Regions from separate parts of the Homo sapiens genome. Here region 1 is linked to region 2. A link is a loop called in an ENCODE intact Hi-C map of the cell type or tissue named here. Cell type or tissue: mammary epithelial cell. All regions are shown on one strand. Links, peaks and the distances in the headings refer to the core of each region. The heading gives the core; the rest is flanking DNA. Region 1 holds the start of TRMT10B (tRNA methyltransferase 10B). Region 2 holds the start of FRMPD1 (FERM and PDZ domain containing 1).

Region 1 (7,116 bases), core at 1,150-6,149, 110 kb after region 2:
TTAGCACCCAGGCCAGCAGCTGCGGAGGGTGCGCTGGGTCCCCCAGCAGGGCCGGCCCACCGGCGCTGCTGTTGATTTCTCGCTGGGCCTTAGCTGCCTACCTGCGGGGCAGGGCTTGGGACCTGCAGCCCGCCATGCCTGAGCCTTCCCCCTACCCCTACCCCTACCCCTACCCCCACCCCTACCCCCACCCCCACCCCCGCCGTGGGCTCCCGAGAGGCCCAAGCCTCCCAGACGAGCACTGACCCCTGCTCCACGGCACCCGGTCCCATCGACCGCCCAAAGGCTGAGGAATGTGGGCACACGGCGAGGGACTGGCAGGTAGCTTCACCTGCGGCCCCAGTGCTGGATCCACTGGATGAAGCCAGCTGGGCTCCTGAGTCCAGTGGGGACTTGGAGAACCTTTATGTTTAGCTAAGGGATTGTAAATACACCAATGAGCACTCTGTATCTAGCTCAAGGTTTGTAAATGCACCAATCAGCACTCTGTGTCCAGCTCAGGGTTTGTGGATGCACCAATCGGCACTCTGTGTCTAGCTAATCTGGTGGGGACTTGGAGAATCTTTATGTATAGCTAAGGGATTGTGAATGCACCAATCGGCACTCTGTATCTAGCTCAAGGTTTGTAAATGCACCAATCAGCACTCTGTGTCTAGCTCAGGGTTTGTAAATATACCAATCAACACTCTGTGTCTAGCTAATCTAGTGGGGACTTGGAGAACTTTTGTGTCTAGCTCAGGGATTGTTAACGCACCAATCAGCACCCTGTCAAAACGGACCAATCAACTCTCTGTAAAACAGACCAATCGGCTCTCTGTAAAGTGGACCAATCAGCAGGATGTGGGTGGGGCCAGATAGGAGAATAAAAACAGGCTGCCCGAGCAAGCAGCGGCAACCCGTTGGGGTTGCCTTTCTGGACTGTGGGTGCTTTGTTCTTTGTAATAAATCTTGTTGCTTGCTAACCCTTTGGGTCCCTACTGTCTTTGTGAGCTATAACACTCGCCGTGAAGATCTGTATTTGCAGCTCTTTCTTGAGGCCCGTGTGACCACGAACCCACCGAGAGCGAAGGAACAACTCCAGGTGTGCCCTCTTAAGAGATTTAACACTCATTGCGAAGATCTGCAGCTTCACTCCTGAAGCTAGCGAGACCATGAACCCGCCAGAAGGAAGAAACTCCAGACACGCAGTCTTTAAGAATTGTAACACCGCGATGGTCCGCGGTTTCATTCTTGAAGTCAGTGAGACCAAGAATCCACCATTTCCGGACACAATATGATATCAGGTTGGAATTTGATATTTTAGTTCTACAAAGATTCTGTTGTGTCAGTCCCCGTTGGGCCTAAACTCCGCAAGGGATGGGATATAATATCAGTGCATGTCCAACCGCCCCGCTCCACTCCCGCTTCCTGTAATGGCCATAACTAGTTTTTAAGGTTTCCTTCGGCAGAGAGGGAGGTCCATTCAGTCGGGTGCGGGCCTTAGAATTTTTTTGCTTCACACACCCCAGTTTCGCAATGTCCAGCCCTTGACAACCAACAGAGCACCTGTAGGAGCCCTGTGAAGTTGGTAAAGGGTTGGGGTTGTAATAGCTGTCCAGCAGACGGGGAGACAGGGGTTCAGAGAAGGTGGGCAACCACCACAGCAGGACGCAGCTCCCTACCGCCAGGGCTGGGAGTAGAAGCCGCAGCCTCCGCTCCGGCTCGGCCCCACGAGCACCCTGCAGGTGAAAAACTACAATTTCCAGAATGCCATTCGGAGCGGAGTTACGAAGCGGAAGCGAGGCCGGGGGCGGGGGGGATCCGATGCGCGCCGCTGCCGCTGCGTGGGGGTGAGGGGATCAGGTACGCTGTCCGCTGGTTAAGGGGGCTGGCTGGGGGCTGCGGGGTCTGTCCTGGGACGTCCGCCTCCCTCGCGGGTGGGGCGGACGTTGAGAAAGCAGCGTTTAGCAGTCATGTGGCCTGTGGTACTCCACCTTCCTGATACTTTCCCTTCCTGCTTCCACTCGCACGCTCAGCCTGTGGGCCGGGAGAGACCCGCAGGCGGGGTGCTCTCAGGCTGAATTCGATGTGCCATCACTTAGCGGCAGTGTAGGTACCCATCAGGTGGGAGTTAGGCTAGCAAAGGTCTGAGGCCTCTGCCAACCTAGGGTGGGGGTGCGGAGTGGAGGATTTATGAACTCAGCAAGTATTTATTAAGCATCTATAAGCAAACAACACTTGCCTACATTGAAGGGATGGAGGAGGTTCCGACAACAAGTAAAATAGGTTATGTTGGATAGTAATATGAATGAGGAGAGGAAGGTAGTCTGTGAGTGTCTTAGGGAAGAGCATTGAGGGTAAAGAGAACGGCGAATGTAAAGGCCTTGAAGGGTATGTTTGAGGAACAGCAAATAGACCCCGGAGTGCAGAGGAAACGAGAAAGGTAGACCTTAGTGATCTGCATAGGTCATTGTATGGATTTGGGCTATTTACTGTCAGTGAAATGGAGAGTACTGCAGGGTTCTAAGCAGAAGAGTGGTGATCATCAAATACTTAGGATGCTCACAGGGCTCGGGTACTGAGGGTGTACAGGTGAATTCTTCCAATTCTTCCCTGGGTTTATAATCTAGTGGGGAAACAGGTAGACAGCTGTCATGCAAGGCAGGGTCAGATAATTGGAGCCCCATGAAAGCAGAACGAATGTCATCCCCAAGTCCCCAGGATGTACTATTATGTCAGGTGCTTAGTAGCTTTGTTGAACGAAAGTAATGAATATTCAGCATCGGACCCATAATTGGAGGCTCAGAAAAGATGTTTAATGAAGAAATGAAAAATAAATGAAATCTCACTTCTTGATACTGTTACAATGGCAATTAAGTTTCAACCTGAATGTGAGAAGGGGACAAACATTCAAACCAGAGCAGCACTCAAATTCATAAGATAGGAAATACAAAGGTGCTGCCAGGATTGGGGAAGGGAGAGTTATATAAAGGTCACAGGGTCGGGTGTGGTGGCTCACGCCTGTAATCCTAGCACTTTGGGAGGCCCAGACAGGTGGGTCGCGAGGTCAGGAGATCGAGACCATCCTGGCTAAAATGGTGAAACTCCGTCTCTACTAAAAATACAAAAAAATCTAGCCGGACATGGTGGCGGGTGCCTGTAGTCCCAGCTACTCAGGAAGCTGAGGCAGGAGAATGCGTGAACCTGGGAGGCAAAGCTTGCAGTGAGTCGAGATCGCGCCACTGCACTCCAGCCTGGGCGACAGAGTAAGACTCCGTCTTTTTTTTTTTTTTTTTTTTTAAAGTTAGTTTCACTTTAGGAAGACAAACAAGCTCTGGAGCTGGACAGTGGTGATGGTGGCACACAATGTGGATGCCCTTAGGTGTGTTTTTAACTGCACATTTACAAATGGTTAAAATGGTAGTTCCTATGTCCAAAAAAAAATGCTAAATTTGGGCATAGATAATGTCCCACACAGATTGAGCAGATCTCTGCTTCTGTGATGTCCAACTTCACCTTTGCTTTCTGAGGATCCCTAGGTGGCAATCACCTAATCAGTATTTATTGAGCTTCCATTCTGTGCCAGGCCTTATGCCAGACAACAGAGATACAAAGATACAAAAGAGGTGGGCCCCGCCTTCAGGAGTGTTAGCTTGTTCTATTACTCTTCTGATGGTGGTTGGAGTTGTTTTTATTTGATTTGCAAGGTTATTGCATCCCAAATTCCTGGTTTAAGAAACATTCTCAGGGACTGTAGAGATTTGGAGAAACATGAGGTAAAAGGAGGGGAAAAGAAAGGAAGGGAGTGGGAGTGGTGGCGGTAAACTTCAGTTCAATTAAACAAAAAATAAACACTGCTGTTTTCAAGGTTCTATACTGTGAACTCTTAAGTGTTTAGGTAAATGTAGGTATAAGCCCTCCTACAAAGGAATTCAGTTTGATAGGAGAGAAGATACCAGCACAGACTTTCCAATTTTTGAAAACAACAGTGGAAGTCTGTAGCTCCTAGGATCTCCTATCCTAGATCTCTTTTCCCCTCCTTAGCCAGACTACCTCCAGAGAAATCTCTAGATCCATTGCCTCCCAGTCATTCCCCAACAGGCCCCGGCATACAGTAGGAGCTTGGTGGAATGTTTATTAACTAATGAATGGTCAACACAGGTAAAAATACAAAATGCTATGAAGTTTAAAGGAGGAAGAGATCACATGGCTATTAACTAGCATTTATTTAACAAATGGGTGTTGGTTTTCTCACCCTAATACAATGAAGTTGTCAGTTAAAGATTAGTTTATCTTAATGTTTTCATTTGTTATTTTCTGAATGCCTATATGCAGGAAAATGCAGATGACTCTGATGGTATAAAAGTCTGTTCATTCATCTAAAAGAACTGTCATAATGGGGGTCTAGATATCTTTTGTTTAAAAAAAAAAAAATGGCTGGGTGCGGTGGCTCACTCCTGTAATCCCAGCACTTTGGGAGCCTGAGATGGGTGGATCACTTGGGTCAGGAGTTTGAGACCAGCCTGGCCAACTTGGTGAAACCTGATCTCTACTTAAAATGAAAAAATTAGCGTGGTGTGGTGGTGCGTGCCCGTAGACCCAGCTACTCGGGAGGCTGAGGCATGAGAATCGCTTGAACCTGGGTGGCAGAGGTTGCAATGAGTCATGAGATTGCAATGAGATCATGCCACTGCGCTCCAGCCTGGGTGACAGAGCAAGACTCTCATCTCAAAAAGATATATATATATATATACACACACACACATATATATATACACATATATACATATGTGTATACATACATGTGTATGTGTATATATGTGTGCATATGTGTGTATGCGTGTGTATGTATGTGTGTATATATACACACACACATATACATACACACATATATACATATACAGGTGTGAGGTGGCTCACATCTCTACCCAGTGACTGGGAAGCTGAGGTGGGAGGATGGCCTGAGGCCAGGAGTTCGATACTGGCCTGGGCAACATAGCAAGACCTATCTCTTAACTTTTTTTTTTTTTAATTTGTGATCAACTTCACTGTTCATTCATGTGGAGTGCTTCTGAAATGTTTAAGAATAGCTTGGATTTTTTGTTTTGTTTTTGAAACAGGGTTTGCTGTGTCACCCAGGTTGAAGTGCAATGGCACAATCATAGCCCACTGGAGCCTTGATCTCCTGGGTTCAAGCGATCTTCTGGCTTCAGCTGCCCAAGTAGCTGGGACTACAGGTGTGCATCATCATGCTCATCTAATTCTTTGTGGAGGTGGGGTCTCACTTTGTTCCCCAGGCTGGTCTTGAACCCCCAGGCTCAATTGATCCTCCCTCCTCAGCCTCCCAAAGTGCTGCGATTACAGGCATGAGCTTCTGCGCCCAGCCAGCTTGGTATTTTCCTCATTTCTCTGGAGATACACATTATGAAATTTTATGCATGCCACTAATTCTTTGTGATAGTCTGTATGTAAATACATTTAAAAATGTGTACTGGATTTTAAAGGATTTCTAAGCAGAAATAAACTTTAGCCTAGGCAGACAAATGGACACAAATTTCAAATCTATAATTTTGAAAATCTAGAAGGTAATTTACTTGGTCATCTTCAGGAATATATCTGGTGGTCACATGTTCACATGATAAGTCATGAATAACCAAAACTGCTCAGAAGATTTACCTTCTAATAGCAACTGTAAGAACAACACTGAAGGGGTTTTGAATAGTAGTTAACAGCAAGTATTTCATGAGTACTTGTTTTATATCAGTAAGTGAAAGGTATCTAATTCTTGCAACAATCCTGTGAGGTCGTTTTATCCCATTTCGTGGAGAGACTCTATGGCAGAGACTTAAATCCTCTAGCTATTGTCCCATTACTCACAAGTGGCAAGCTGGGAAGTGTGTCTGAATTCTAAGAATGCTATTTTCCCGCTTAAACCTATTTTAAGTGTGTCTAAACTGAAAACAACTAAAGTTTGGCCCAATTTTGAGCATTTGATGGAGTACAAGAAAAGCAATATGAACTCAACACTAGAAATGTTTTCCAAACACAGGAGTCAAAATGGAAAAGAAAACATAATTCTAGGACACTAGCCATCTCTACAGTGAATAATATTTATGGAGTTATAATATAAATGCAGTTTACAGCTGGTGCAGTGGCTCACACTTGTAATCCCACCACTTTGGGAGGCTGAGGCAGGCGGATTGCTTGAGTCCAGGAATTCCAGACCAGCTTGGATAACATGGTGAAACCCTACCTCTACTAAAAATACAAAAATTAGCTGGGCATGGTGGTGTGCACCTGTAGTCCCAGCTACTCATGAGGCTGGGGTGGGAGAATCACCCGAGCATGGGAGGTCAAGGCTGCAGTGAGCTGTGATTGCACCACTGCACCCCAGCCTGGGCAACAGAGTGAGACCCTGTCTGAAAAAATAATAGTTTACAAATTTGGTTTACAAATTTTAGAAAATACCACGGGGATAGACAAAGCACTTAATTGTTTTGTCAGGGCAAAATGTAAAACCTACCTTGACCATATAAAATTAAAGGCTCAGTTGGAAAATTAAAGGGAGAACAGAGATAGAAATATAAGGGTGTTTATGTTCACAGCCTAAAGATTGGGGAGTCAGAAATACTATAACTTGAACAAGAAGTAGAAGTTTTAAAATATTCTTAAAAGTAATAGACTCCTGGTAATTGTCATGACAGAAGGAATGGGTATTGGACTTACCTTCCTACAATAAACTATAAAACTGGAGAAAGGATATGAAGAAATTGTTTTCAGGTATTGGGCAGTAGTCAGGACAAGACTGTAATCCTTGAGGGAAAAGAAACACACAAGCTAAGCCCCACAGTCACCCTGGCTTTCTACCTGAGGGTGCATAGTGACACGGAGCCCATACAGAGTACGTCTGTGTCACTGGGTGGAGCAAACAGTTGAATTTAGGGCTGCTGAGATTGGATACAGCAGGGAGGGAGTGGTGTAGCAAAGGAGCCCCAGAAATCTGTGTACGGGTCCCCAGATGGTGGTGCTGTGGAACATTTGGAATGCTCATACATTGCTGACAGGCAGTGTAAAATGGTATAATACTTTGGGAAATGGATGGCAGTTTATGAGTTAAATACACACCTATGCTATGAC
Region 2 (7,116 bases), core at 1,494-6,493:
ATTGCCAATTTACTTGTGTTCAGGTAAACAAAATAAATATTTCTAACATCGAAAACACTTAAAAACATTTAAAAACACTACTCCATAGAAAATGACAGGGTCGAGGTTTTTTTAACCATAAGGAATTTGATCATTCTGAAGAAGAACAGAAACTTGTCCTAAATCACTGCAGACAGTAAAGCTGAAATTTGAAGCAGTAAATGATTCTATTTTGGGAACAATAGATATGAGGTCAGGAAGAGTTAGGCATTCTAAGAAGGAAATTGTATAGAAAAGCACTATTAAGTCAGCTCTCAGAAGTATTTGAGTGCAAAGGAGATTGATACAGGTAAGGGGAAGGTATGGGCACTTAGCAGATGACAAATGGCATACTCATTGCCATAGAGAAAGCAAACTTTTAGCTGAAATGGTACTTATGGGAAATAAATTTGAATCTCAGATGTTTGAGTCAGGAAGTCTCATTAGGATGCAACACAGCTTGTCCTTATGGGCTATTACATGGTGTCACTAAAAAAAGGAGAGACTCAGAGAGGGACAAGGCACAACCACATAGCAATATGAGAAATTTCATTCTTGCTATATCTTGTTCTATATTAATATTAGATCATTTGATGCTATCCTCTCACCAAAAATGACTCTTCAGAGTGACAAAAACAGAGATTGAAAGTAATCTAGGCCAGGCACGGTGGCTCATACCTGTAATCCCAGCACTTTGGGAGGTCGAGACGGGCGGATCACAAGGTCAGGAGATCAAGACCATCCTGGCTAACACAGTGAAACCCCGTCTCTACTAAAAATACAAAAAAAAATTAACCGGGCGGGGTGGCGGGCACCTGTAGTCCCAGCTACTCCGGAGGCTCAGGCAGGAGAATGGCGTGAACCCAGGAGGAGGAGCTTGCAGTGAGCCGAGATCGCGCCACTGCACTCCAGCCTGGGCGAAGAGCGAGACTCCGTTTCAAAAAAAAAAAAAAAAAAGTAATCTATATCCAAATGACAGCTGTTAGGGTAAAACTTGAGAAACATATATACTTTATTTGTTGATTTATTCATTCATTCAATAAATATTTATGGGATTATAGGAAGGCAAAAATAAATAAGACATTGTATTTCTCAAGAAGGTCTCAAGAAGACAGACGTGTAAACAAATCATTGTAATGGGTGTGCTGCGTGCTTTATTTGCTGTATGCTGTACATAAGTACAGCAGAGGCTCAAAGCAAGGACTGGGAAGAGTTCATGGAGGACAAGATATTTTTGACCAGGATTTAAAGGAAGAAGAAGTTTGTCCAATAGGTTGGGTTAAAGGTTAGAAAAACAAGGAAGCAATAATAGCTTATGTAAAGTATTTAGCAGTATAGGATTTAGAATTTCATATGAATCCCAGTGCAGCTATTTTAAAGCTGTGGAATCTTGGGTAAGCGACTTTACTTCTTGGAGCCTCAGTTTCCTTCTCTCTGTAAAATAAGTAGGGTAATCCTCACCGCATATAATGATTAGAAGCATTCCTAATAGTGCTGGCTAGCAAGTAATGAATGCTGTTTCGTCTCCAGGAACTCTTATTTTTTAGAACACTCCTAGGTGGTAGGTATTCTTATTATGCTCCCTTTGCAAAGGAAAAAAACCAAGAACTGAGAGGTTATGGAACTTTTCCAAAATTACATAGGTTAAAAAGCAGCATTGGGATTTGAACCTAGGCAGTTTGGCTCAAGACTACATTTTTTTTTAACACTATGTTATGTGTCTCTTATTACATAAGGTACCCTAAGAACATAAGGTGTTTGGTGTGCAGGTGTGGGGTGAGGTAGAGATGGCGCCACACGGGTAATAGGATCACTGTGGATTCACGTGATGCTAAGGAGTTAAGACTTTGCTGCACGATCAAGAAGGAACAATGGAGGTGTCTTCAGCAGGAGAGTCACTGGTCAGGTCTGTGGTTGAAAAAGATCACTGGCAGTATGTGAAGGATGAAAATAGGAAAGACTGGAGGCGGTTACTACAGCCTTGGCAAGAAATGGTGAGGCTCCAACGAAAGCAAGGGCGGCAGGATGAGGGGGAGGAGACATGTGTAAGAGAAGTTAAGGAGACAGAGTTGATTGGACTTAGTGTCCAGTAGAGTATGAAGGCCAGGAAGAAGGAAGAGTCTAGACTGTCCCTTTGGTTTCTAGTTTAGGTGCCCAGAGGAAGGAAGTGCCACTACCAGTTGAGATAGGGAAGCAATGCAAAAGGGGTAATTTGGGGGTAAGATGTGGGTTTGGTTTTGGCTGTGTTGAGAGTGGGGCACCTGAGGGACATTTAGGCGATGTCCAGCAGGCAGTTGTGTCTCTGGGTTTGGAAGACAGAAGGTTTGGCTGAAACCATGCAGCTGATAGAATTGCCTGGTGAGAGTGAAGGGAGAAAGGCCAAGGAGGGACATGAGGGCAATGGTAAAGGAGGCTGAGGGGCAAGAGGGACCAGAATGAGAATCTGAGGAGAGCGGGGTTAGGGGCTGGGTCCGGCACCTAGAGAGGCTGACACTGACGCAGGTAGCTAGGAAATGGAGGGGGACAGGGCAAAATTCCATGGGGAACATTTGTACTCACCGGACAAGAGAATAGTTCTTATCTTACTTTCTGACAAGTGCTATGCTTTTTGGTGTTTAACTGCCTTGGAGAGAGTAATTTGATGATTAATCTTTATCTACAAAATAATTTTTAAAATTAAACTTTATTTTGAGAAAATTGTAGATTCACATGCAATTGTTAAGAAATAATTCAGAGAGCCAGAATACTTGATTTTTAAAAAGCTTTCATTATTTCCACTATGGCTTCAGAATCTTCCACCCTTATGGTGCTTCTGTCTCCTGGGGCAGAACTTTGTATACTACAAAGACGGGTGAGGAAAGCAAAAGGCTCACTCAGCCCGTGGATCTGGGTGGCAGAGGGCTGGGGCACTGACAGAAAAGGGAGCTTTGGGTGCAATTACGTAGGAGGTCTTTCAGCGATGGAGCCACTCAGGAGTTTCTGGATGGACTCCTGGATTTGGAAATGAAGGTCACAAAGGAGGAGCACCTGCCTTCATCCAGACGATGTTGGCTCCAAAGTGCTGCTAGTCTTCCCCCACCGCCCTTGGATGAAGGATGCACTTGTTAACATCTGCCTGTGCACCATCCCCAGAATGATCTAACATCCCAGTCTGATGGTGCCTCAACCCTACTCAGAACTCCTCCCATGAACCTGCCAGTGCACTGGGAACACGGTGCAAACTCCTTGACCAGGAATTGGCCCCTGCTGACTCCCCTGCTTTATGTCTCAACTCCTGCCACTCCCTCTGTGGGATCTCTCTCATCTTGGGGTCTTTGTTCCTGTGGTCTCAACCTGAAAGGCTCTCTCCACACTCCTCCCTTTCACTGGCCAATTCCACTGGCCTTTCAGGTTTCCATTTAGAGCATGCCCTCTCCAGGAGGCCTTCACTCAGTCAGTGCAGGCCTGAGTGGTGCCCTTGGCCCCGTGGGATTGGGTTATTGTTACAGGAACTGGACTGTATTTTAATAGTCCTAGACTGTACATTCCATGAGGACAGGGACTGCTTTATTAAAGGTGTATTGTATCTCCAGTGTCTAATGCAGGATATGGACCTCGTAGGTGTTCAGTAGAGTTCAGCACGGAAAATAGTGCACAGACACATGCATTTGGGTATCATGCTCAGAGAGGCGGTAGGACCAGAACCAGGGGAGTGGGTGAGACGGCTCAGGGGGTCAGAAAAGGGCTGAGTGCAGAGTCCCAGGGCGCTCCGGCATTTTAGAGCTTCTGGTTTGAGGAACCCTCAAGGAGACCGAGGGAGTGGCTGGAGAGGGCCGAGGAAAGCTAGGAGAACACAGTTTCCCAGCGCGGAAGGAGTTTACAGAGACAGGGGAGGTGGTCCACAGTGCCTACCGTGGGCCCACGCTCTCCCTCTCCCTTCAGCCGAACACCTGCGGGGCGTGGGGGTCAGGGGGCGAGTCCCCCAGGGCTCCCCGTAGCTGGGGCTCTTCCTGGGGAAAAGGAGGCGTGAGAAGGGGGTCGTTTTGGGAACTCTTCTGGGTTCCAGTTCTGGCCCAACCACCGCTGGTCCGGGTGACCTTGGGGAGTCCCTTTCCTCTCCCAGCCTCAGTCTCCCCCCTGGGTACTCAGCGGACGCTGCGTGCCCCGGCGGTGAGCTGAGGCAGGCGGCGGAGGCAGGGCCCGGGTGGGAGCGGGACCGCCCACTGCGGCGGGCCGGGACCTCGGAGCCAGCGGAGGCGGCGCGCGGGGCTCCTCCCCCGGGGCGGGGGTCGCGGCGCCGGCAGCTGGCGGCCGCGCAGCTGCAGCCTCAGCACCTGCCGCCGCCAGACGGCGCGGGCGCGGCCCGGCCCGGCCAACCCCTCCGGCTGCAGCCTCGGCGCGGGAGGCGGAGCCCGAGCCGAGCCCGAGCAGCGCTGCTTCCCGAGCCTTGGCCGCGACCGTGCCCGCCGCTGGGCGGGGCCGCCCTTCTCCGAGAGCGTCAGCCCGCTAGGTCCTTGTCCGCGCGGGCGGCACCTCCTCTGCAGGTAAGGGAGGGGTCCTGGCACCGCAAAGTTTTGGGGAGACGGCCTGTCCCCACACCCCGGGCCTGCGCCTCGGCTTCCTCCGCGCCGCCCTCCGCCTGCACCACCAGTCCCGGGTGACCCGCGCCCGCCTCCGGTCCTCGTGTCCCCAAGCCCGGCTCGGGGGCGCGTCCGTGGGCTAGCTCAGGACCTGCCATCGTGAACTGTTTGCACAGTAGCGATGTGTGCTTAAGTTTCCGAGATCTGCATGGTGTAGTGAGTGGAAACAGCGGCAACGCGGGAGGGGGAGAGACCTGGGTTCAGGTGCGGCCGCGGCCAGCGCCAACTTTCTGAGTGACCTCAGACCAACCCTCTCTGTCCGTCCTCGATGGCCACACCTGAACCAGAAGGGGTTCGCCAGGGACGATCAGCTGCAGTGCCAATGCCTGTGTTGTCATTTTTTGAGTAGAGGGGCATCCCTGAGTGTCTCAGCTCCAGAACTCATTGCGTGTGGAGAGGAATGAGCCACAGAAGTCAGTCTCCAGGGTCGCGTCGCTAACTTGCAGCAGCTTTGACTGAGCTTTAGTGGGGGCGTTGAGTCAGCCTCGGGAAGCAGGGGATGCCCCTAGGGTTAGGAGTCAGGACTCTGGCTTCTGGTGGCTCCTCTGCCATACACCCACTGTCTGTGTGACCTTGGGCAAGTGCCCCCTGCTTTTGCCACCTATAAAATAGGGTGGAAGTCGTGTTCACTAGTTGTTCGCTGTCTCTTTCAGCTGTAAACTCTGGAGAAGCGGAACCTCCGGATCTCTGCATTTAGTCAGTTTGGGTGGAGGCAATATTTCACCAAGAATCCATCTAGCACTTGCAAATGAACGTTTAGAAAATAAAGGAGGCATTTGCAGTTTGCTTTGGAAGTCCCAAAATAGACATGGGGAGGATTGGTGAACGCTCAGTTCGCCTTCTTCAGTGCTTTGGACCGTCATGAAATATTCAACGACATAATGATTTGTTTTCAAAGTGGCTTATAGATCAGGAAGCGTTTCTGTTTGTGAGTCGGTTATTTTTGTAAAAACCTCAGAATGGTTGTTTGGGAAAAAAAAATAATGCACTGTTCTAGGGGTCCTGACCTAGAGGCCAGCATCTACTTGTTTCTAGTCTAAGATGATGGTTGAGATGATTTCCAATCAAGACAATTTCGGGCATCCTTTGGTCGGTGTTGAGTATGGGTACGGTTAAGGAGCCAAGTTCATCTTTTCCAGGACTGGTGCATTCTGGCACAGTCACAGCAAAACAAGCACGAGGTAGTTAACTGTGATATGCTAGAAAGTGAAATTTATTCTTTTGCCCAATATCTTGTTCCCCTTGTGCTGCAATTAGTGGCTCCCCAGTGTGTGGGTGAAACGCATTACCACGAAAGGATTCTCACAGAAGTGATTTTATGATTTTATTTCCTTCCTCGACATCCTGGTTTTAAGTTTCTAGCATTATGAAATCAGAGAGCTGGTGAGGGTGTGCTTGGTGACCAGAGCAGAGTTGTGGTACCTAAGTTTGTCTTTCCTGAATGAGACCCCATCCTTGAAGCTAATTTGTCCAGAGCCTTTTATCTCTCTGACGCATTCAAATGCCACCAGTCTTTTCCCTCTTCATTCTCTATTGGTTCATCAAGCACTTTCTCACTACTCATTCGAGAGGACACAAACATGAAAATTACCAACAGGCCCTACCCTCAAGGAGCTTAGGTTCTGTTGGGGAATAGAGAGGCTTGTGCCACAGGATCTTCATTGTGGGCTTTATCGCCTGGGATTCCTGTGAACACTAAGGAGGGTGAATTCCAAGTGGAGATATTGGAGAAGGCTTTACAATGGAAGGTGGAGGAAGAAGAGGATTTCAACAGGTGGTGAGGAATAGAAAGGCTATGTGTAGGTCAAGGAGCTGGTACGAGCAAGGAACTGGTGAGAGCTGGGAGAGCATGAGACAGATGAGAGCAGTGAGCCTGGTGGAAGCACAGAGAAGGCAGAGCACTTCAGAGACAGGGCAGCGGGAAGAGGCTCTGGAGGCTCTGAACCTGGGCTGGAATCCTCGCTGGCTGTGGAGTATTGGGCCTCCGAGCGTCACTTTTTTAATTCGTAAAACGGGAATAATAATAATTCCAAACTCACAAGATTAAATGAGATCATGTATAACAGTGTCTAATAGGATGTTTGCATGTAATAGGTGTTGGATAAAAGTCAATTCTTTTTATCAGAGGGTTCATGGGCAAGCTGAATAAGTGTTTGAAGGCACCATTGGAGTAAATAGTGCTTTTGGTTTAAGCATGTGCATTGATTTAGAACCTCACCAGCAGCAGAGAGTTCTTGTGACAATGTGATGTGTCCTCGAGGTGCCTCCTGATTCAAGGGGCAGGGGCTTTTTGTTATTTGGAAGGTGTTCAGATCAGATACTAACATCAACAACAGGCAATGCCCTGTAAATACTGTTAGGTGGTGGGAGGTCACAGAAGGCTAATCAGAAGGCTCAATCCCTGCCTCACACAAGCTTATCACTATGTACTCAAGGACCCAGATTGGTGGGGGAGGGGGGCAGATTTGACAGACACAGC

What was found. Hi-C counts contacts between places; a loop is a spot of excess contacts. Peaks named below come from ENCODE experiments on the same cell type or tissue, not always from the same donor. Only the 100,000 strongest peaks of a DNase experiment are listed, where the experiment ranks them.
Region 1: it touches region 2 in a loop (29-fold over the local background); 2 of 110 quality-filtered maps call a loop at or near these places.

The regions. Positions count from the first base shown.
Region 1 is chr9:37,752,011-37,759,126 of GRCh38, forward strand. It overlaps TRMT10B (tRNA methyltransferase 10B), which reads left to right and starts at 1,795. Exons shown (of 9, transcript NM_144964.4): 1 at 1,795-1,842. RefSeq lists a silencer at 1,705-1,939. In mammary epithelial cell, for the core only: no CTCF peak of the experiment used is centred there; a DNase peak (open chromatin) is centred at 1,751; H3K4me3 peaks cover 1,216 bases; H3K27ac peaks cover 500 bases.
Region 2 is chr9:37,646,554-37,653,669 of GRCh38, forward strand. FRMPD1 (FERM and PDZ domain containing 1) reads left to right here and starts at 4,401. Exons shown (of 16, transcript NM_014907.3): 1 at 4,401-4,541. RefSeq lists a silencer at 4,273-4,542. In mammary epithelial cell, for the core only: no CTCF peak of the experiment used is centred there; a DNase peak (open chromatin) is centred at 4,438; H3K4me3 peaks cover 479 bases; H3K27me3 peaks cover 1,678 bases.